2 separate regions of the Homo sapiens genome follow, and region 2 is linked to region 1. A link is a loop called in an ENCODE intact Hi-C map of the cell type or tissue named here. Cell type or tissue: GM12878. All regions are shown on one strand. Links, peaks and the distances in the headings refer to the core of each region. The heading gives the core; the rest is flanking DNA.

Region 1 (12,693 bases), core at 1,640-9,639:
CACTTCTATTTTGTCTTAAAGGGTGTTAACTGAGAAAGAAGTAGGGAAAAGGATTCCAGGCCCAGAAAAGATCACAATTCTTTCTTGGTATGAAGAGTATTCCTTAAGATGGATGCATAGAGTCTCTGAAGTTGAGTGCCTAGAATTTTGTTCTATGTGTGCTACTTCATTGGTCTATTTTAGTCAAAAATCTTATACACTCTTCCATTTGGATTGAAATCTCCAAGGGAGGTTGGAATATAAACGGCATCAAATACCAGACTAATCCACTCACTGATGTTTTGAATAAGCATGGCACTGATAACATGCCTCAAGTTCTGAAAGTCATACAGGGCAACACATCACCCTTTTCAGTTGTCTCTAGACAAAAACAATCATCATGCTCTCTTGGGCAACTGATTTTAATTTCAAAATAAAAGATAACGGCTGAGCACGGTGGTACACACCTGTAATCCTCCTTTGGGAGGCCAAGGTGGGTGGATCACAAGGTCAGGAGATCAAGGCCATCCTGGCCAACATGGTGAAACCCTGTCTCTACTAAAATACAAAAAAATTAGCCAGGGGTGGTGGCACGTGCCTGTAATCCCAGCTACTCTGGAGGCTGAGGCAGGGAATCGCTTGAACCCAGGAGGCAGAGGTTGCAGTCAACCAAGATCACGCCACTGCACTACAGCCTGGTGACAGAGCGAGACTGCATCTCTAAATAAATAAATAAATAAATAAATAAATAAATAAATAAATAAAAACAACTGCATAGAATTCTCTTTCATACTGACCATTTTCAATGAAGAAGAGATTTCAATTCAATGAAGATATAAGATAGTCTAATTGCCTTTTTCTCCATGGTTGTGGTCAGCACAAGAGAGAAAATGTCTCAATTTCCTTTATTTCTTACTACTCTTTCCCTTTCTCTCCCACTCCTACTCTTCTTCCTCTCTGTTCTTTCTTCTTTTCTTCCTCTCTTTTTCTTTCTTCTTTCCTTCTTCAATTTTCCTTTCAAATCAGAGATACTATCTAGATGACAGTTGAGATCCTCCTGGCTGGATTGGGTTTGTGTGTGTGTTGGATTTGACTTCTGTGTGAGTGTGTTGGATTTGATTTCTGTGTGTGTGTGTGTGTGTGTGTGTGTGTGTGTGTTGCCTACCATGGTTTGGGAGGAAATGCTGAGAAAACATACTCGAGCTTGTCAGAAAGGCCTGAGTATGCCCTAAGTCTTCTAATTTTTCCATTACTTTTATAATAAACAGTAGACAGCCTTTTATTTATAAGCTAATATGCAAAGGGAGGCACAGTTCATTCCCATCCATTTGCTCTTCTCTGTGCAGTTAGTAGGGTTGATGTGCCTATTCCCACTGCAGAGATGCTTGCTCGATAGCTCCTGAGTGGCTTGACTGATTTTCAGGAGTTTCAGTGATACTCTTATTCTACCACGAATTTATATTGCTAATTAGTCTGAGAAACATGTATCACGTTTAAGGGGAGAATAAAACTTTCTCTTTTGTCAAGTTATAAAAGCAGCAAATCCTTACTAGCTGTACTGTTCTTTAGGGAGCCAATACCAGGAAAACTTGTTCTATTAGTTGAGGTAAGTAAATCTATGCAGTGAAATGTCCCCAGGAAGATCCCCCCATATTGCACATATTGTTTTATTGTCTTCTTTGTCATTCTTTCTTGTTCCCACTTCTCCCCTTCATCTTAGCATTAAGGTTTTCTAGCTAATCTCTCTCTGACTTAGTGATGAGGTTCATTGCTAACAGAGGGTCATGATCCCCATCCCAGATTTGTTTATCACCATAAGACTTGAAAAAAAACACCACTGATAAATGTACTCACAGCATTATATTCCTTTACAAAATACTCACCATAAAAATATTTAAACGTTGGATAAAATGTTGAAAGATCATTTTGTGTGCTTTCACTAGCTGACTGAGAGACAAAAGTCACTGAAGGAGGAAATTCCAAGTCTTGCTAAAGATCACTCTGTAAATAATAAATCTTTTCTTAAGTCAGAATACAGCATTCTATCCTTCATGAAAAATTCTTACCAAGTTAAAATTTGAAAATCATTTTGTGTGTAGCTTGACCTTCCTTGTGAATGTCATGACAGGCATCTATTACACTAAATTGATAGCTTGAAAAGTTCTGGATCAACATCAGGCAAACAAGAACAGGAATAGACTTTATGTAAGGGCTTGAAGGAGAGACCATCACAGTCTGGCCTACCCTTTCTCTCCCCAGCAGTTTTAATTACATAGTATAAATACATGACCACAGAATCTAAATACATGACCTGGTAGGAGCATTTCTGTGTAAAGTCTGTGGTCACAGGGACAGATGGCAAAGCTTCCAATTGCATCAGCTGTCTCCCTACTACTCAAGAAAAGGCGCATGTTTCTTGTAAAACAACATGCTTTCATCCTGCTGGGGCAGGGACTGAGGAATGAGTGGAAATCACTTTTCCTAGTTGTCACAGAGCCCCAAGAGTGATATAGGTAGACTTTTCACCCTCTTGTGCTTATTCTTAGCACCTCACAAGAATCAAAGTTCGACAACTTGGCAGCTTTGAAAAATGTCATAAGTTGCTTTTCAACTATATTTTCTTTTTCTATGTCTGAAGTGGAAGAAAAGTAGCTGGAAGTAAAATACTGCATTAAAATTTTTTTATACCTTAGTAAATTAATATATTCTACTTATATGGACATTTTAAAAATGAAATGATTACTAGGGAAAATATATGCTGAATCATCTTCAAAACATTTGCACTTGTATTTTTTCACATAGATACAAAACTAAAATAATTTAATATGGATTTGTTTAATACAAACTAAGAGCTGATGTGTTCAGAGATAACACTTGAAACAATGTCAAGGTTAGAGGACATAATCCAGATGTATGTCATCATTTACAAAGCCAAAGCCAAAATTATCTTGAAAATTACAAATTTGGTGGGTTATTTTTAGTGTCAGCCAAGAGGAAAACCCAGGGTTTGTACCATAACAGCAGTGCTTAGTTTTCATGAGTCTGGAATGTAGTCATCAACCCAGCTGAAAATAGGCAACAGCATCAGTGTGTGCTAGAACAGAGACTGCATTGCAGTTGGTGTGTGTGGACAAAGACTAATTCTTAGTATTGTTGGAAAGAGTGACTGCCACATCACAAACTGCTACTGTTCAAACTTCTCAGAAGCTGCATGCAAAATAAAATAAATAAAACAACTATCCAGCACAAACTTTACACAATACCACTTCAATTTCAATGGCATCCCATCATTTGACCAGGATAAATAGGTTTCATATTTGTAAGTATCCATATTTTTAGATTCAATCTATGAAACCAAATATTCTTTAACTAATGGGATAAGATGATGTCTTCTTAGAGAGGAAAAAAAAAAAAAAAAACAAAACACTTGAGCTCTTCTTCTTACCTGAGAGAGAGCTTTGGAAACTCTGGGACTAAACAAATGAAGACAGTACATTGATTTGTTTCTTGTGAAAGAAAAAGCCAGGGGAACTGCACAGCCACAGCATGGCTCATGAAAACCTTTAATCTATTATGGAACTAAGACGTGGTCTTGTTTTCTCCTCAAGCAGCTACAGTCAGTGAAGCTGGGACTCTATTTGCTAAGACAGGAGGAGATAATCTTGAGGGACTGAGTTGGCAATGATCAGAATTCTGTAGGACTCGAGGCCAGGTATGAACAGTGGAAACTGAAAATGCCTTTGACCATGATGCCACGTATACATTGAAGACCTCCTTACATTCTCCTTTCCCCTGGGAAGAGGGGAGGTCAGCCACACTCAGCTCTAACAAAGTCCTTTTGAAGCAGTTGGAGCTGAGGCTGTGGCCACTGACCAGCCCTGGCTATGATGATCAAGCCTGTTTTAAATACGCTAGTGTCTTGGAATTCCTGGTTGTTGGAGGTAAAACAATGATGTCATAGACATATAAAGAAATATGATAAATATAAAACAGGAATGATATGATTCTGTTTTGTATAAGTAAAAAAATAAATTTAAATTATGCGTAGCAAAAGAGAATATTCTAATTAAGAAAAAATAAAAGAAAATGAGAAAAGAAGAAACTCAGAAACTATAGATTGGCTTGCAATATACATATCCAAGTTTCTGCTTGGTGCTTTTCAGTACATTATGTCATTTAGCCTCTTAATTGTTGTCATACCTTTAATCTAATTACTAAGCTGATTTTCAGCAAATAAAAAACTCAGAAAGGTTAAACAAATTGCCCAAAGTAATAGACAGATAGATAAATATCATATAAGAAACATAAAACAAAAGCTATGAGTATCAGAAATGAAAGAGGAAAGTTGACTTCAAATGTCAAAAAAAAAGAGATACTAGAATTATTATGAATCAAAGATACTCCCAAGACATAGGGTAAGGAAAGAGTGACTATGTAAATTTACAAAGAGAGATTGAATTTGAAATTGGAAAATAGTTGGCAGAATGTTGAGGGAAAAACATGAAAATTCAAGGTATGACTTTCTAGAACACATAAACAAGGACTTTTCAGAAAACTTAACTATTGGTGTCATCCTCAGAAAAGCACCAGTCCTCAGGCCCAAGACATAGATGCTACATATGGTATCCCTTAAAATGAAAGAATCCTAAAAGTGGTAGTTATCTCCTAGTTAAATTCTCCAGTGCTTTTATTGAAGATCTACCTGAAATCTTACCCATTTAACAACATTGCTATATTATTATCTCTTAATACTTATTTGTAAATGGAAATTGAAACATTTAGTCTTGAGTTTTGTCAAGTGTGGTGAAACTGGGAGTCTTATTACTTGTAAACATTTTAAAAATAGCTTGGGAGTGGGTTTGAAATTGTTAGGTATGCTTTGCTGACTGTTTTCTGGTTATTCCTCCTACTAATTTGGTGCCACTAATTGCTGTAGGCTTCTATTATTAAAATGTGGTTAGTGAAAAGGGTTATGAGTTATGTCCACATTTTGCCTTTGAGATTGTAGACAGTGAATCTCAGTAGATTATAAAGGGTAGTTTTAGTCATCTGGTGGCTGTCATAGTGAAGCTGTTTCTCATGACTTGCATACACATGTGGATAGACTTTTTTAAAGAATAAACTAAAATCCTGAAACAAAGTCATTTTCAAGGGTTTCAGAAAGGTTGGTAAAATGACAAGAGGGATAAGAATTTGGTAGCTAAACTCTTTCTCTGGTCTGAATACTCATTTTACTACTACTAACAAATTCTCCCTTACTTCCTGGTTCTTTATTTTTATTTGTCCATTATCTTATTTTCTCACTAGTCTGAAACCATTTAAAATGTTTTGTGGGCTGCATCATGCTTTCTACATAAGTATGTCATCAAATATGAGAAGAAGAATTCTGGAGATTAACAATAGAGTGGCAATGGCTTATTCTCTGAATCTATTTAAAAGGGAATGTTATGATCTATTTCAATGCACAAAATAATAAACAAAAATTGGAGCTTGTTTCAAAATCGGATTATAAAATTTAAAGACTGTGGAAGAAATGTCAAATGCATACAAGTTTTAAAATTCACAGCAAATGTATAGCTTCATTTTGAAAAGTGCAATGAATTGAGAATCTATACATGTTAAAATAATGAACAAATAACTTTTTCCAGGAGATGTCTAGAAAAATGTCCACTAAGTACAAGCTCAAAGTAACTATGTGAAAAAAAAAAGGAAAAGAAATACAATATAGTAGTTGGAAGAAATGAAAACCACCAATACTTTGGATGCCTTGGGTTCACTTCCTTTTCATATATTTGTTTTAAAATCAATCTGAGAGTATGGAAAAGTGTGCAAAGGCTTGATTTGGTGTTCAGAAGACAAAATCTCAGTGACATCAGAGACTACCACACACTTAGAGTGAGAATGATGAAGGGGCAGGAGGGAAAAATTCGGCTGCAATCAAAATGAACCAGCCACGGAGGCTGTACGTGTTTCTCAGATTTCAAGTAGTTCTAATCCTGAGGAGTAAGATGACGCCTAGACTAGTTGTATTGGTAAGTTCAGAATCACTCTACATTTATCATCCACACACCTGTACTTGCACAAGAAGAGTTCAAAGCTAAAAATTCTAGAGAACAGAAAATAATGAATGTTATGAAGAGGCAGGAAAATACCATGTTTTCTGCCACTATGTAAAGAATGGCTTAATTAATGACAGAAATTATCTTTAATTAATCATCTATTTCCTGTATTGCAGATTTCAGTTCTGTTTAAGTCTTCATGATATAGTGACTGAGGTTAATGCAAGAAGGTTACTTATGCTCAACTCCTTTCTTGCAGTAAAGTGATGAAAAGAGACGTGAGTCAATCACTGAGGATTTTTAAATGTTGATAAAATGGTTATTTGCATGTGATATTGAAATGCAGCAGTTTAACCATAAACTGAATATTCAAAACAAGGAGGCAATTGATCTGAGAACTCAGCAACATGCGTTGGTTATTTTCAGATTTCTACAATGTAATAGGGAAAATGTGTGACTGGTGTTAAAGACAGAATGATGAGGCCTCTGAGCATACAAATAATTGAAATGAGCAAGAGTCTTGTATCAAAAAATAGATGGAAATTTGACAGGTAAACACTAATGAAAATCTGGTTTATATGAAGACAATGTATTTGAGTTCTGCTGATTTGGCAAATAAGAAAGGTTAAATGGGGATACTTTTAGTTTTAGGCCATCTGATCCAGATAATGATCATTTTAAAAATCACAATGATCAACATTCCATAAACAAAAGGCAGCACTAGATCACTAGGTATATTAAAAAATGTAGAATTAGTTCAACTCAATATCACTACCTAAAAGGTAATCAAATAAAGTTAGAACTAATTTTTTACATTTAAATGAATATGTTATGAGCTAAGAGTGACAGAAAATTGAATAAGAAATAATTTTAAGACTATAAAATTGAATGAATTGTGTAATATTTAAAAGAGGGAGTGGCTTAAGCTGAAATTTAAGTGAGGAGTGAACTTCATTTTATTAGCAAATATTTTTAAAAGGCTATTACATGCGCTCAAGAAAATTAGTGATACCAAATGTTCAGTATCCCTAAGCATGTTTTTAGGTGAGAAGTTAATCTTTCAAAAACACTAATGATACTGATTTGCTTGTTAGCTTGCAGGAAGAAGATGAATAATATTCTTTTATCATTGTATTCCTAAGGGCTCATCCTTTTCACTGAGGAAATTAATTACCAGCACTCATAATATCCTGATAAAAAACCCATTTTCTTCTGGAATTTCTCGTTTTCTTTTCTTTTTTTTTTTTTTTTTGTAATAAAATGCAATGGTATTCTTCCAAATTGGGAAGTTGAAATGGGATGGTCATATGTTGAAATCACATTGAAAAATGAGGTGCCAGTAAACCCTACAGATGTCTGATGTCACAAAAATACCATGTTGGAAAGTAGAAATCGAAAGACAAAAGCATAGGTTTTATATGACGCCTTGTCCAATAACAGTAATAATGCTGGCATATGACACTTTCAACAGCACTGTTACCCCTCTTGAGAAAATCTAGGAGAAACAATTTTCTGAACATTTTCATTTCCTGAAACTATAGTAAAAGTTGAAAAGAAAAGATCCTGTATTTCTAATACTAGTAAGAAATTTAGACAGAGCAGAGTATTATGTTGATAAGGTCACAGAAATTGACTCAATCTATAAAAGTGGAAAGAAACTTTCTGAATATATTAGAACATCTTAAAAGTGAAGTTTATTCAGATGTAATTCATATGCATCAAAATTTATCTTTTAAAAAATATGCAGTTCAATTAGCTTTGACCAATGTTTACCGCAATCAAGATACAGAACATTTCTATTATCCCAAACATTGTATTATCCAATAAATACCCTGTTCTACCCTCACTATGGACAACCGATCTGTTTTCTGTTTGTAGAGTTTCCTACCAATTAGATTTTTCCAGAAGATCATATAAATGAAAGCACACTGCATGTAGCTTTTTGTTTTTTTTTCTTAGCATAATGCTTTTGAGACCCACCCGTGTTGTAACATGTATTAATAGGTTTATATCTCATTGCTGATTAGTATTCCCTTGTGTGGATATGCCAAAATTTGTTTATTTACACACCCACGGACAAAACTTGGGGTTACCATGAGTACAGTTGCTGTGAAGAATTGCTTATAGATCTTTGTCTAGACGCATAGTTGTATTTCTCTTTGGTAAATATGTAAGAGTGGAATTGTTTTGGTAAATATCTAGGAGTGAAATTTGTGTGTTTTTTTCAGTTGGGGATTATTATGAAAGATGTTGCTCTGAAAATTTGCTTAAATATTTTCGACTGGAAATATATTTTTATTTCTATTTGGTAAATATTTAGGATTGGAAATATCTAGATAAGTAAAAGTTTTAATTTATAAGAAACTGTTAAAAAGTTTGCAAAGTGTAGTTGTTCTGTGTTCCCGCCAGCACTTTTTTTGTTTTTGTTATTCTAGTAATTGTTCAGCATTTAATACTACACATTTCCCCAATTTAGCTTTGTCCTAAGAATTGTGATAGGTTGTATTTTCATATTTATTCAGTTCAAAACATTTTCTGATTTCCCTTGTGATTTTTTTGACCAATAAGTTACTTACAAATTTGTTGTTTAATTTCCAAATATGATACCCAAAGAGCATACTTTGTATAGTTTCAAATCTTTTAAATTTATTGATGTTTGCTTTATGGTTCAGAATATGATCTATATTGGTATTTGATCAACATGTACCTCAAAGAATGTGTGTTCTGCTGTTATTGGGTAGAGTGTTCAACAAATTTCATTCATGTCCAGTTGGTAATGGTGGTATATATATTTAACTTTACTGCCTTTTCCCCCCATCTTATATCAATTATTCAGAAAAGAGTGTGCCCTACAACCATAATTGTGGATTTGTCTATTTCTCCTTTCAGTTTTTATTTTGTATGTCTTTAAGTTAACAGTTACATACACATTAGGGTAGTTATATCTGTTCGATGGATTGATGTTTTTATCAGTATGTAATATGCCTGATTGCCATTGGTAGTATGTTTTGCTCTGAAATCTACTTTGTTGGATATTAAAATAGGAATTCCATCTTTCTTGTATTTGGTATTAGCATTGCATAGCTTTTTTGATCCATTTAACCTTTCTATATGTTTATATTAAAATGAATTTCCAACAGGAGATGTGTATATATAATATATAAATATATATAATATATATAATAAATAAATATATGATATATATGAATAGATATATACATACATATATATATATTACATTATATATATATATTTTTTTTTTGAGACGGAGTTTAGCTCTGTCACCAGGCTGGAGTTCAGTGGCACGATCTTGGCTGACTGCAACCTCCACCTCCCAGGTTCAAGCAATTCTTCTGCCTCAGCCTCCCGAGTAGCTGGGATTACAGGCACGCGCCGCCACACCCACCTAATTTTTGTATTTTTAGTAGAGACAGGATTTCACCTTGTTGACCAGGATGGTTTCAATCCTGTGATCTGCCCACCTCGGCCTCCCAAAGTGCTGGGATTACAGGTGTGAACCACTGCACCAGGCCTAGATTTTTTAATCCACTATGACAATATCTGTCTTTCAACTGAATGTAAATGCATCTAATGTAATTATTAAAATGTTTGAGTTTAAATCTCTTATCTTCCTGGTTGGTTTCCATTTGTCCCATCTCTCTCTCTCTTTTTTTTTTTTTTTTTTTTTTTTTTTGGTCTCTTGAAGAGAACAATTTGAAATAATTTAATAGTTTTTTTATTATTCAATTTTGTCTCCACTATTTATTTGTCTTATATCATATTTTGGTAATTGCTCTAAGATTTACTCTCTACATCTTTAACTTATCACAGCGTACAATCAAATAATAATACTCTACTTCACATACATTCTAGGAATCTTACAATAGTCTTTTGCTACTCCTTTTCTCCATATTGTAAACTCCTCAATACATTGTTACTAGTTTTGATTTAAAAAGTCAATTATTACTTAATGTTTTCAAAAATAAGAAAAATAAACTTCTTTTATACTTACCTACATTTTTATAATATCAAATGTCCTCAATTCCTTTGTGGAAATCCACATTTCCAATTGATACCATATTCCTTCATTTAACCATTTATTGTAGTTTTAATTTGCTACCAACAAAGTCTCTCGGTTTTTTAATATAAAAATATCTTTTGTTTTGTTTTGTTTTGGTGCTCAGTTTTGAAAGATTTTTATTTTGCTGAGTACAAAACTCCATGTTGATAGAAGTGGAGGGAGAAAGATGACCAGAGAAGCCTGCCAGTAATCAACACTGTGGAGAAACAGAAAGGGTGAACAAAGTTAACAGGATTTGTCAATTAAAACATCATTCATGCTCCACAGGACATTGGCTCTGTATTCTTCAGAATTAAGGAGAAAATATAGATAGTAGCTGTAGCTTATTTTTGCAAGAAGATTGGTATTAAAATTAGGAGGCAGAATAATAGACTGATAGGATAGGACAGGATAGGATAGGATAGGATAGAATTTAAACATGCACACACAAAACAAGCGCTAGTTGATAGAGAAAGTTTCAGAATCAAGTAGAGAGAATTGAATTTTGCAGTATTAGTTTTTTTTTGCTGTGGAACAAATTCTCACAGATGTAGCAAGTAAAAAAATCATTCCCCATTTATTAGCACCTTTCTATAGGTCAGAAGTCTGGAATAATGTGGTGGGGCTCCTTGCTCAAAGTATCACAAAGCTGAAATCAAGATTTCAGCTGGACTGACTTCTTATCTTCAGGGTCTTGGGCACAAACAGCCTCCAAGCCCATTCCTGTTCTTGGCTGAGTTCAGTTCCTTCCGGGTGATGTCCTCATTTCCTCGTTGGTTATTAGCCAGGGCCTGGTCCAGTTTCCAAGAGGCCACTGCACTTCTGGCCATGTGTCCTCCTCCATCTTTAAGCAAGCAATGGTGCTTTGAATCTCTGAAATGCTCTTTTGCAACTATCTGGAGGAACCTCTCTGCTTTTAAAGTAGCTATGTGATGAGGTCAGGCCCACAAGGATAATCTTAATGTCAATTGATTAAAACCTAAGACTTTTAATTATATCAGCAAAACCCCTTCACAGAGATACCGAGATTAGTATTTGATTGAATAACTGAGAGAAAATGTGTGTACACCAGGGACCAGGAATCTTGGGATTTCAGGGGATGGTGTATTAGAACTCGGCCTACTACACAGTACAAAAGGACCTGACCTAGTTAAAAATAGAGAAAGGGAGAAAGGTATTTCTTTCTCTACTTTGTATGTATGAGATAAGATATGTGATATTTTATTGCATAAAGAATAATGAAACATTAGGGATACTTTATGAAGAAAAGGAGGAAAGTTGATAAATTTAAACCACATGGAAAAATTAGCTGAATATTAGAAAGACAGGTAAAATTAATACTTTGAGGACTATACAATAGAGTAGGCAATCAACATAAGTTAGCATAGGAGTCCAGACTTCTCTGAAGACCTTTTGGAACCTGGCAAGGATGTAGCTATGAAGAAATTAGAGATTTACAATAGAGAACATTCAAGCAATTAAGGGATCCTTAGCTGTTAGAGAAGTTACAGTGAGTGGCTGAATATGTAGTTTAGAGTGATAAGTTGGTCAAGAGAAGACAGAAAAGCTCTGAAGTACAGGAAATTGTAGTGTTAAAAATAGGAAATATTATACATCCTAATGAAGAGAAAATAGTAAGTTCAGATATTAGAAATTAATACATGACAAAAAGCTAGAATGCTGATCTTGAATTTAGATCTAGAATCAAAACATTAAAAATACATTTCTTTTCATCAGATGATACAAGTTGATTGTAATGACAAAACATGACTATATGATGATGTGTGGCTAGAGATAAAGAACATTATAATATAATAATGGACATAATACATAATATAACATAATAATGTACATGACTGAGGAATTCTGAAGCCAGATGTATTAGTCAGGGTTCTCTGGAGGGACAGAACTAATATATCTCCTATTATATATATATAGGAGGAGCTGAGAAGCAAGGACAGCCAGTCTGAGTCCCAAAACTGAAGAACTGGGAGTCTGATGTTTGAAGGCAGGAAACATCCAGCATGGGAGAAAGATGTAGGCTTGTTTTTCTGCCTGCTTTATATTCTAGCTGCACTGGCAGCTGAGTAGATGGTGCCCACCCAGATTAACGGTGGGTCTGCCTTTCCCAGCCCACTGACTCAAATGTTAATCTCTTTTGGAAATACCCTTACAGACACACCCAGGATCAATACATTGCATCCTTCAATCCAATCAAGTTGACACTCAGTATTAACCATCACACTAGGATAATAGCTTTTATTTTTTATATTTTTAATGTGGTTTTGTTTTAATCTTTATCCTTATATATGCACATGCAAAGCTAGAAGAGTCAAGTAGTTTTTTCTTATAACAAAATAGAGAATTCATTGTGCCCTCTCTCTCTAATTTGCCTGTCTATAGAGGCAACTATTTTCAACTTTTTAGCTGATTTTTTTTGGCATTTACCTCCATACTTCAAATATCAGAATTATATTGTTATGTCTTGACTTTTTGTTCAATTCTTAGGTATTCTCTACTTATTTTCTCCTATAAAGAAATGAGGTTTAGCACTGTTTTACTCTCATACACTCAGCTCTTACCACAAATGTATAC
Region 2 (12,693 bases), core at 2,059-10,058, 71 kb before region 1:
GAATGATTTGATTTAATTTTTTATGGCTAAATGGTGTTCCATTGTATATACATTGTATACTACATATAATATAATGTAGTATATATATGCAATGTGTATATATGTTCATTTTGTGTCTGTATATATATACACACATATATATGTATATATAAATTAGTATTTCATTGTGTATTGTCTTTATTCATTCATCTGTTGAGGACACTTAGATTGATTCCATATCTTGGCTATAGTGAATCGTGCTGCAACAAACATGAGAGTGTAAATATCTCTTCTACATACTGATATCCTTTCCTTTGGATATATACCCAGTAGTAGATTGTTGGATCACATGGTAATTCCATTTTTAGGTTTTTAAGAAACATACACATTGTTTTCCATAGCAAATGTACCAATTTACATTCCCATCAACAGCATATAAGGGTTCCGCTTTATAGGCATCCTTACCAGCATTTGTTATTTTTTGTCTAACTGGAGTGGGAGGAGATCTCAGTGTGGTTTTGATTTGCATTTCCCTGATGATTAGTGATACTGAACTTTTTTTCATATACTATTGGTCATTTGTATGTCTTCTTTTGAAAAATATCTATTTAAATCATTTGCCTTTTTAATTAATAATTGAATGGCTTGGGTTTTTACGCTGTTGAGATATTTTAGTTTCTTGTATAACATTTTAACAACAGTAATTTATAGCTTTCTCAAGTAGCTGGGAGCCCTGGAAAGATGGTAGGGGGAATCTGAAGCCACCTTCTGAGTTAAGCAACTGTCCTCACAGTCCAGGGCACTCAGCCAGAAGCCCTGAGCCAAGCATACAACATTCCATCTGCTGTACTAACCAAAGGTAAATGACCCTCAAACCCCAAGGGAGTGATTCAGCTTCAAGAAGGAGACCTCACCTTTTACAGGACAGTCAGGCTTGAGAGTTGCTTTGCTTAAGTGATTGAAGAAGAAAAAAAAAATCTGAGATCTAGTTAATGAAATGTATTGAGGTCATTTCCACCATTCACTGATGGAGCTCAGAAACAGAAAGTGTCAGGAGGGCTATAATTAGGAGAGAGAGTTAAAAATTTAACAGCATTCCAGATTTCAGTTACACCTGTCATCGTTTTTAACCACCCTTTCTTCCCATTTGCACTTTATTGGGCCTACTGTCTTCCCTTCTCCTTTTCAGGATTTGAGAGAAATAGGCAAAGAAAAATATTAAAGAAAAGAAAGGTGATATTTTGAAAAGATATTTGGGAGAAGCCAGTTTCAGGGATAGGTTCAGTTCTGTGCCTGTCTTTCTTTTGACTATAATTCATGTTAGCCCTCTCTGACTGAGGAGTGTGAAGTCATTTGGCTCCTGCATGTGTGTTCCTCAGTGAACGCACCTAGGGGTGTCCCCTTGTTCCTTGAGAGCACTTGTACAGAGAAAGCAGACTTGATACAACCTTCTAGAAAGTCTAGTATACAATGAGGCACCATAATTATCTTTAGGGATTTCATGTGTAGATTATTTCCCCTACTTTTGTTTTAAATAGACTTTAATTTTTAGAGCAGTTTTAGGTTCACAGCAAAATTGAGTAGAAAGTAGTTTCCATATACCCCTCTCCCTACATGTGCACAGCCTGTTCCACTATCAATAGCCCACAACAGAGTGATACATTTGTTACACCGTATGAACTTACCTTGGTACATCAGAGTCACCCAATCAATGAACTTACACTGGTACATCGAAGTCACACAAAATCCATCGCCCATAAAATAAAACCAAGTATGTTTTATTACTCTATCTCCTCTCAGAGCCATGAATACACTGTATGTCACTGGCTTGGTGAAGGACAGAGAGTACACTATAGTAAACGCTATTTCCAAATATACATGTTTGATAACACTGGAGTTGTCAGATACACATTTCTATGTATACTCTTCTAGAAGAATCAGGCCTACTGTGCCTATTTATAAGTTATTATCTCAAACATTTTCTTTCTTAACCCATGAAAACTGAAGTTAATATATTTTATTTTTTAATATTCCCTAGTGTTAATGATTTGCAAATAATCTAAATTTTTTTTCCATAGGGAAAAGATGGCAGAAAAGCAACATTTGCTTAGTAAAGATAGATTATCAAAAACAGCCTTGCTAAAAGCAGGTTAATGCTTTAAATGATGCAATTGAACAAGACATAATTAGGGCTATTTCCTTCCCCTTGTTTTAGAAACACCATGAGCCATTGGCAGAGGTGAAACGGGGTGATTTTATCACTTTTATGCTGAATTGTTTTTCCCAGTGTAGCTGTTAAGTTGTCCTTCCATAAAATGGTACCATGAAATAGTTCCACTTTGCAAAGCTGTTGTTTCATGACCAAAGAATTGTTTGCAATAATTAAATTATGGTTGCTGAAGTTCTTATTTCTTCTTTGAAGACAGTGTTTGTTTATAGGTTCATAAAGAATGGGAAGAGAAATTTCATTTTAAAATGGGCCTTTAAATAAGATTAAGAGTTGTAAATTTTCATATGCCCAAATGAATGGCTGATAATTGTATTATTCTGGGTTCTCCAGAGAAAAAGAACCAATAGAATATACCTATATATTTCCAGTCTGAGTCCAAAGGCCTGAGAACCAGGCAAGCCAATGACATAAGTTCAGTTCAAGCTCAAGTCCAAATCTGAAGGCGAGAGAAGACCAATGTCCCAGTTTGAAGACTACCAGGCAGAGAGAGCAAATTCTCTCTAACTCAGTCTTTTTGTTCTACATAGGCCTTCAATAGATTAGAGAAGTCCACCACAAAGGGAAGGGCAATCTACTTTACTAGGTCTATCAATTCAAATGTTAATTTCACCTAGAAACACTCTCACAGACGCCCAGAGTAATGTTTAACCAAACATCTTGACATCCTCTGGACCAGTCAAGTTGACACATAAAATTAACATCAGGATAATGATATCTTTTCAATTCTATTCTATTTGGTATACATTTGTGAACACTGCAATACACTGCTAGGTGCTAGAAAGAACACAGAAGACTAACACCTGGTCCTTTTCTTTGAGATGCTAACAAATTAATGTAGGAGACATACACACTTAGTTGTTATGGTATTAGCATAAACAAAGTAAGTATGATCAGAAGAGTGAGTGATTGGTTTGGATTATGGGGACTGGAAAAGGATTACAGAGAATAGAAATTAGAAAAGACATTTGAGCAATGGAACCATGTGGAAATAACATGAACAAAGGCCTGTGGGTGTGAAAAACTCCATGGAATGCCTACGTTTCTGGAATCCAAAGAGCATGGTCAATGTCTTACCCTGAAAATGTCCTCAGTGTCATACTAAGGAATATGTTTACTTCAGAATTTTGGCTACTTTGTAGGATTAATTATGTTCTTATTTTCTTATGTTTGGAACATTGTCATCATGATCACAGTTGCTATTTATGAAGAGAGATGGTCACCTAGCAAAAAGTTGAGTTACCATTCATATGGCTGATTAAAAACAAAGTTTAATGCCTTAACTTCTGGTTTCATCTTTCTGTTCTGCCTATTTTGTACTGTTTCTTCAAGAACTTATTGAGAACGGGATTCAAAGTTTAAACTACTCCTTTATACTTGGTTTTTGGCTTTTTGTTGTTTATAGATGTGAAATCATGCACACATAATTTGCTCTTAATAAAAATAATAGTAATAAGTACAAAGCAGGTAGCCTTTATTCTCTGGACAATGTTTCTCTTTCCTCATAAACTTAAATGGTTTTAAATAATGATCTATGTAATCTTTGAAACATAGACACTTTGGGCACAATGACCAGCTTTGTCTTTCTCTCTAATAAGGAGCCTAATGCAACCTAATGAACTCAGTATACAAAAATAAAGTGCATAGCAAATGGAGAAAAACTATGACTTGAAAATAGCATATCACAAAAAGCATCTTGCTTCCCAATTGGTGATTAATAATAGAAAATGTCATTATAATTAAAAGCAAAACAAATTAGGGCTCTCTGTATTTCAGTGGGCACAGATATTGCAAGCTCACTGTTTCTATCATATTTAAATTCTGCACAGCCTCAGTCTTAGCAACAGTCAGCATTGCAGAATCAGACTTTCTACTCAAAAACCATAAGATTCTCTGTGGTTCCTACTGCTTTTTTTAATGAAACATTTTTGTAACTACCCACCTGCTTTCTTTTTTTGATTTATTTCAATTTAGTAAAAAAGAAGGATAGAGAGGGAGGTACATACCACCAGTTTATAATTAATTCTTAGTAATTTAGTAAACCACAAGTGTTTTATTCTTATAAAGATATATTTCCTCTAATTAATAATGTATGTTTTACAGATCAGTTTGAAAATAATCTCAACTTAATAATTTGAAGACTGTATTTATGAATAGGTGTGAATACTTAGGTTGATATGTATGTAAATTTGGAAAACTTTGATGTTCTTTTCTTCTGGAAAAGCTAAGCACTGTTGGAATATACATTGTGTGAAATAAACCAATAGACATAAGGTTAGTAACTTACTCTGGGCCCATAAACCACAGGCAAACATCTCATCACTTTATCATATACATTAAATGTAACCACCATAAGAGAAGAGATTGGGATCAAGAGGGATGCTTCTCTCTTGTATTGGTGACACATATTGGTCTCTAACAAATAAAAACAGGCATAAAGTGTTTAAAACCATCACAAATCACTGACATATAATGTCTGAGAAACAGTCTGTTCTAGTTTGAATTTTTGTTTTATCATCAACCATTGAAAGGCTGGGTGTACTACGTCATGTCTGTAATCCCAGTACTCTGGGAGGCTGAAACAGGGGGATTGCTTGGGCCCAGGAGTTTGAGACCAGCCTGGGCAAAAAAGCCAGTCCCTGTCTCTACAAAAAAAAAAAAAAGAAAATGTATGCTAACTTATAAAGAACTGTAAAGGGTTTAGAATAGAGAGATACTTTGAATAATTCCTTAAAGCAATAAACAATGGTTGCAGATGAAGTAAATGTGCATAGTGATAAGTTCATTTTCTCCAATGATAATTTTAAAATTATAGAGTACATAAATACCTAAATTTTCTCCTTATACACTCTGGTCCTTTCACATCATTCACTTTTGCTCACATTTAATATGTTTTGCCATATTATTGCTGTATTTTAACATCACCAGAAATTAAAGTTCTGACATTTTGAATAAAGGAAAACATTGAGTACAAATTTTACACTTATAGGAAAGCTCTTCCAAAAAATTATTCGAATGAAAATTTAATTATTATTTGTTGCAAATCAAGTGACTTGACATAAGAGTCATTTGCAAGAAAAAAATCTTTAAGTAACCCACTTTTATTTTTGGTGATGTTGTTTCTAATATTCTCAAACTTAAATAAATTATCAAGGAAAATAAGCCCTGATCTCCAAGAAGATGATTGCAAAAGGTTTTATCACCACATTAACTTTATACTAATATCATAAAAATAGTTCATAAGAAATTTAAATTCGCTCTTCAAAATTTGTTTGTGGTCTGGAATTGTGGTTTAAAGGCTGAAAATTACATTTTCTATATTATTTAAGTACAATGTGGAATTCTAACTTTAAAAATGCAGTCTATTGAAAAGGAAGGAGTTTCACCTTCTTTGACCTGCTTCAGTGAGAGCATCAAGCGTGAACCGACTTTGGGAAAGGCAGTAGTACAGCTATTACTCCTCCTCCGCCTTTCCCTCTCCCTCTCCCTCTTCCTCCCCTTCCTCCTTCTCCTCCTTTCTCCTTCTCCTTTCTTCTTCTTTCTTCTTCTTTTTTTCCTCTTCAGTTTTTCCAGGGGCAACGAAAGGAACAGGCAAAATACAGAAGGTCATGCATAACAAGCAACTGCAAACCATTGTGAGAGGGAATCTTTGGTATCTGAGATGATGGAATTAGATAAAGACAAAAGGATGCAGGGGGCAGTGGGAGAGCTTCTTTCAGTGAGCCAGACCCTCCTATTTATGTCCGAAGCAAATGTTCTTATGAGGATGAGGAGCAAATCAATATTTTTATGTTTAATATTCAGCTCAGGGTCAGCAATAATGATCTTATTTCTAGAGTTTTAGTCACAGCTGTTAGAAATATTTTTCTTACACAAAGCTTTATGGAAGAATATTGTTCATATAGGTTTTATAATTTTGTTGCTACCATATTTAACTAATGGAAATTGTAAAATTTATACAACCAGTTTACTTTCAACTTACTTATTTGCAATAGTTTGTTGTGATTTTCTGGTAAAACAGTAAGCCAATAACAAAATATGCACCATCTAATAGAATTTAAGCCTTGAGAGGTGAATACACTTTGAATCTTTAACTACAAGTTTAGGGAAGTGAAAACAATGACAGTAGTAATTAAAAACCTTATGATGCAAATGAAAACAATTCAAGTGATACGCAGCCTTCGTTTAAAAAAAAATGAATCACTTTTATATTTCATGAAGAAAGGTCCTGGAGCTGGTTTCTCTGAGGAGCAAGTGCCTCGTAGAAAGATGTAGCTGGATAAGTAAGCATATGGCTAGGAAATTTTGAAAATTTCAGCCTAAAACTTACCATTCTCAGGATTTCAAGGATTCATAAAATAAAACGAATGTAGCCAAGTGGAAAAAGGACAAATACATAATTCATGAAGCAGCCCTTTCTGACATACCCTGCTGCTTTTGGCTCCTAAAAATAGATCAGTTAAGAGTAACACGTAATAATTTCCTTTAAAAAAGTGGTGAAGATGTATTTTATTTGAAAGTGTTCTAAATTTTTGCAGTGTAAGCAATGAGGAGTCTTCAGCCTACTTTAGAGAAAGACATGGGGGTGCTATGCAGACATATTTGAAATGCTCTTTTTTTTTTTTCCTGTGGCCTTATTAGCATCTAGCTGGAAGGCATCGCATGTTTCTTTGCTTCACTGTGTTCTATGCAAATTATCAGGGTGGAAAGTGCCTTTACTAATAGTTTTAAAATACACTTTAGAGTGATGCGTTTTCTTGCAGACAGCATATTTCACATGGAATCTTCAACTGGGGGCCAACACATTTACCATCAATTTAAAACCCAAAGAATATTTAGTCTAGTGATACATCAAGTAGCATAAGAAGCCATCTCGGAATAATACAAAATTTAAAAACGTGGCCTGCGTAAGTAAATCCATTATCACTCTTTTCCAAATTTTGGACTTTTATTAATGTGTTAAATTTGTAAAGTATAAACATACATAATTTTTAAATCCACCCAGAACTATTTTAAAAAGCAAAACCATTATGTTTACACTTGCTTACCCCTATTTTCTTTACATCATTTAGATGACTCTTACTGCATGAACTTAAAAATACAATGTGGTATTGGAAATTTTACCATCGTTTTGAAGTTAAGCATAAAATATTCATCCTAATTATATTTGCATGTACAAATAATTGCATCAGTGTAACTGAGTTTTGGATGATTTCTGATTTTGAAAAACATAAAATAAATTTACAATTAGAATTATTACATTTACTTTTCAGTGCTCAGTAAAGTCTTCGATGGTATTAGTGCTATAAAACATTTTACTTTATGCTATAAATTAGCATAATCTTATTAATTTTCATCTGTCTCCTAAGAAATGCCAGATTTACAAAAACATTCAAACCAAAACTCTGTAGCCTGTAGACTTCTAGTAGTCTACCTGTCAGTTCTGATTAATTTGAGTAATCCAGTTATTTCACTGACCTACTTTTTCAATGACTACTAACTTTTCTAAGCAAAAATCAAAGGTTTATTTTTTCTTGATGGTGTTTTTTTTTGCCTAGGATTATTAATAATTCAGTCAACAGATTTGTAAAGCTAACTTTTATTTCTGGAATTTTTTTATATTCATCATAAAATAGTGAATTGTCCATATTTTTCTATCATTGAGACACATTGGTCAGATCTAATATATATTCCATATTATTTCCATTTAATTTATACCTCCAAAAAGAATAAAAAATAAGGATGAAAGTATCAATCAAGATATCTTTAAAGTAATAAAAAAAATCCTGCCCTAGTTTAAGGTATTTTCGGCACTTTTCAAAAAAAGATAATTAAATTAAAATTGGCTCCTATGAATAAAATTTTACATTTTGAGGATAAGGGGCTTGTTTCTAATCCTTTTTGATATTATCTGCTGACTTCACTGAACTTAATTATACAAAGTACATTTAATCCAACTTGTCACATACACACACACATACACACACACACACACACAACTATTTGCACTTGTCTTATTTGAAATGGCAAAGATGTGACACTGGATTGACATGGTTTCCTTAACACTCATGTTGCTAAACTAGAACGTGCTAGGGGCAAATAACTCTTATAACATTGCTCCAAAATATTTATGATATTTTTGGAGTCCTAGTCAGTTAACCGTGCGAAAATTTTTTTTAAAAAGGACTCTCATTTTATAACAGCAACATAAGGATATAATATTAATAGCCCTATTAATGTGCATTGAATGCATGCTGAAATGCTAACTAGCCTATCAAGTCCACCACAGCATCATTGAAATAGTTATGAATTAACTCAGACTTTCAATCTTATATGCTTGTATCTGTATTCTTAATGCTTGCCTTTTAGTAAATTTTATAGGAAATAATATAACCTCCATTTCATACTAATATGGACTCTACTTTCATAGGAGTTATCTACTGTCCTTGATGAATATCCATAATGCACAATGTTAAAATGAGAAAGCTATAATTGGTAAATAGGTCAATAAGTGCACAGTTCAGAAGACAGCCATATCATGCTGTTATTTGTTCTCATCTCTCCCATAATGAGGATGTTCGCATTGCATGTTAAAAGTTGCTTCTGTGAAAAGCAATATTTGAATCATATACAAAGCTGTTGGACCAGGATGACAGGGTTCTTAACAAGAAAGGATAGAGCAAGTACTAGTCAACCCCAATGTGTCTATTGTAATAAATTCAAAAGGAAGAGCTAATCTGAGCAATGGATATGAAATAGGAAGCGTATACATCTGAGAGGAAAATATGTGAGGGATGATCGCAAAATGATTCATGACCTTAAAACTATTGTGGTGCCATGATAGACAGAAATTAACTCTCCATTTCACAGTAAAACCAAATAATTAACTCTCTCCTAATGAATGCCTTTTGGGATCCTTTCTGCAAGATCTCATCTGAAAGTCTTCTGTAAATAGCTGACATATCCAGCAATAGAGGAGCCAGCAAATACTGTGTTTTTAGAGAGAAAAAAAAATTTTTAAAGCAATTGCTAGATATTACAAAACTGATTTACCATCATCTAGTGGGTTCTTAGATTTAATTAAGTTTAATTAGATTTAGTTAGATGAATTAGATGCATCTAGACTCAGTTTACCTGATCTCGACCTAAAAGCAACATTTTGCCACTTCATTTGCATAGGGAAGAAGAAAATCTCATATAAGTCAACATTCAAACTCACCACAATAATGAGCCTCAATATTTGGACCTAAAATGGCTAGCACTTTTACACTTCATAATCACGGAAATGTGTTATGTTAAAGCAGTAGGAAGGAATCCCCTTTTGTGTGGAATTCACCATAGTAAAACCAACAAACAGAAATAGACTATGGATTTGTTTGTTTTATAAAGCAAGTTTTGTTCATTCTGCTGTTAAATACTGAGAGCAGAGCCTTTTTGCTGCTAAAGGAAAAGAATCTAAGCATTATTGTTTACCCTGTAAAAAGTGTTACATGCTGTCAGAAAAGATCAATCCTTTCCTCCAGTATCTTTTTCTTTTCTAAAAGTCTTCCCCTGTACTGCCATGAACTGCTACAATGTTAACAGAATTAGAAGTTTATGTCTGTTCTAGTCTGCAAAATAAAATGCACAAATGCAAACCAAACTTACCTTCCATTAACGTTTTCAATTTTGAATATGTTTTCATTTATTCTAGTCTCTTGAAGTTAAATCATTTCCTTTATATGTAAGAAATTTGCTAATCATTCATGGGTATTGTTTTCTCTAGGTTATTTGGTTTCCTATGTATCAATTAGGACCCAGCCCAATTCCAAGTATATATAGCCAGAAAGATCATACCATCTCTACAATAAAATCCTAGTTAAGTCTTTGATTTTTAAAAATGCATACTTATTTTACACATTTATTTTTTAAAATTAAAAAATCTGCTTCCAAATTATGTATTATCAAAGAGTATACTATATAAAAATCTTAAGTTTAAATTAAACATAACTTTTAAAATTTATTAATTAAAGATAAAGGTGGTCTTTTTCTAATTTATGAAAGAATTCTACATCTAAGACTAGTTATGTTATCTTTCATTCCGATAACAAATGTTTTTCAGAATTACAGAATTTTTTAAATTTTATAAAATAGAATAATGTAGTGTGAAATAAACGTGCCAAATGTGACTTTTTTAACTTCTGCATTGTCTGACAGCCTATAGAGTTACAGGAAATGTTTTATGTCATTATTATAGCTTTGTTCTAATTAAATCCATATAATCTTCACTTTTTGAGTTTAATCAAAGTAATATATGCATTTAATTTATGCCCAAAAAGCCCATAATAAAAAGTAGTTACCCCTACTCTCTGAGTCCCAATCATTCCAATCCCCAGGTACAACCACTTTCTTTGGGATATTTGTTCAACTATACCTCCATGTTTATGAAATATATGATTGTTGCTTTTTGATATATTAATTTTTGACACCATGCATGCACTTCCTATAACTGTAAGATTACATTATGTTCTTATCCGTATTCTATATTGCCATTATTTTTACTATGTAATATTATTCTATTTTATTTTTTAAAAATAGAAACATGGTTTTGCTATGTTGCCCAGGTTGGTCTAGAATTCCTGGGCTCAAGTGATTCCCCTCCCCCTCCCAAAGTGTTGGGATTAAGTTGTAAGCCACTGCACCCAGTGGCTAGTAGAGAATAGTAGTACTAGTATTCTCTACTAGTAGAGAATACTAGTACCATTCTCTTCTAACACCAATAATATACCACAATTCCCTTTTGTGTACTTTTTAGTTTGTTGTATTTAATAATTATCTAATTTTTTCAATTTCATTGTTTTCTCTTGAAGTGTTACTAAGTTGTTCCATATCTTTAATAACAGTTAGTGGACCAGATTTTGTTCGAAAACTGTCATTCAGAAGTGCTTAATGCACCTACTCCAATCTGGACTGAGTACAAATGCTTCTCTCATTGCTTTGAGGATATTAACTTAGCAGCACATTAAGGGATGGTTGGTAGGAGCAATCTCTTTTGGGTACAGATAATAAGGGGTTTATTGTAGAACGTTTTAGAATAAAGAACGTTTTAGAATAATACTAGAGTTGACCAAATATCAGTTTTCATTTTTATCATCACCATGCATCAGTAAATTCTAAACAAAGTCAACTATAAAATATTCTTCACTGCCAGGGCCAATTGCTTCAACCACCGTGTTTCTGCCTATTATATGTTACTTTATTAATTACAGTTCTTTCACACTTTTCTTGAATTTTTACATGTTCTCTTAAATCTCCTTCATCTTCTTTTGCTTTTATTCTTTTTTCTTTTTGTATTTGCTTATTTATGTTGGCGGCATGCTTCAAAAGCCTAGTGATTTGCAGATTCACCTTATAATGAAGTTATTTTAAAAGCTAGAAAATCTGTGTTCCTCAGCTGTGTTTGTTGAGTGGTAGGCTGGTTTTGTGAGGGTGGCTCCTAAATGTCAAGATCTCTGGCTCCATTTTTGGGGACTATTCCTGTGCTCCAAAGATTTGTTCGGTCTTATCTTTTTGGACTACCAGTCTGGGTGCTAATATTCTGGGAGGTGAGCTGGGAAAGGTACTAATGGTCTAATTGTTCTTGAGACTTCCAGAGATACAATGCTTGCTTTTCGTTAATGTTCCTCTCTGCAGTAGTTTATGGATCATCTTGTTCCATTCTGTCCATTTCATCTTCCTAGATCATGGCTTTAAGGTTGGAAATGTTTTCTGATTTATTATATATGCTCTTTCTTTTTTCTCCATTTTAATTATTTTAGGGTTAAACTGACGGTAACATAAATGTAATTTTTCACTTCTAATTCTGAATTGTGAAGTGGTGCTACAACTTAAACTATTACAAGCAGGTTACCCTTAAAACTCTTCCAGTCTTTTGAAAACATATACGTATAAACAAAAGTTATTTATTTAAAATCATATTCAAATCCATTAAAATAAGTTTTAGTAATATAATGGACTCTAATAAAACACTCTCCCCATAAGCCAACTAAAAAAATACAACCAAGTAAATTGTTCTCTCTATGATCAAAATCTAGCACTTATTTTCCAGCCAAATGTTAATTGCTACATGGGCTCTAAGATTTTGTTTGTTTGATTGTTTTTTATTTTGCTGATAAGCTGTATCTTATAGTACTGTTGGCTGTAATTGCTAACCAAAATTACACAGTGTTAAGAAAATAATGAGTCAGAGAAATTCTATGATGAACAAAAATGTGCAAACAGTGGCAAGACCCATTGGTTGTTAGAGGTTCTGTAATAAACTAAGACATGTATGATACTATTGAATCATTGTCAATCAAGCATGGTCTTGAATTATTTTCTCAGGAATTATTGCATTTACATCTTGCTTTGTAAGGTTTAGATCTGAGAAATCACAGTCACAAAGATTTCTTAGAATTTAGCTGACACTTGTCTCTTTCCAGGTTTTCCATAGAAATCATGAAATGGGT

The links. Peaks named below come from ENCODE experiments on the same cell type or tissue, not always from the same donor. Only the 100,000 strongest peaks of a DNase experiment are listed, where the experiment ranks them.
Region 2: a loop joins it to region 1, with 2.0 times the contacts of the local background. A loop is called at or near these places in 2 of 110 quality-filtered maps.

The regions. Positions count from the first base shown.
Region 1 is chr1:199,074,146-199,086,838 of GRCh38, reverse strand. LINC01221 (long intergenic non-protein coding RNA 1221) reads right to left here. Exons shown (of 3, transcript NR_126351.1): 3 at 10,104-10,315. Among named protein-coding and RNA genes, the nearest start is that of LINC01222, 62 kb to the right of the region's middle. In GM12878, for the core only: no CTCF peak of the experiment used is centred there; a DNase peak (open chromatin) is centred at 4,878; H3K27ac peaks cover 491 bases.
Region 2 is chr1:199,145,898-199,158,590 of GRCh38, reverse strand. It overlaps LINC02789 (long intergenic non-protein coding RNA 2789), which reads right to left and starts at 9,993. Exons shown (of 4, transcript NR_147896.1): 1 at 9,854-9,993. The region is part of intron 1 of LOC107985243 (a long non-coding RNA gene); the gene reads left to right. In GM12878, for the core only: no CTCF peak of the experiment used is centred there; DNase peaks (open chromatin) are centred at 6,381 and 6,759; H3K27ac peaks cover 281 bases.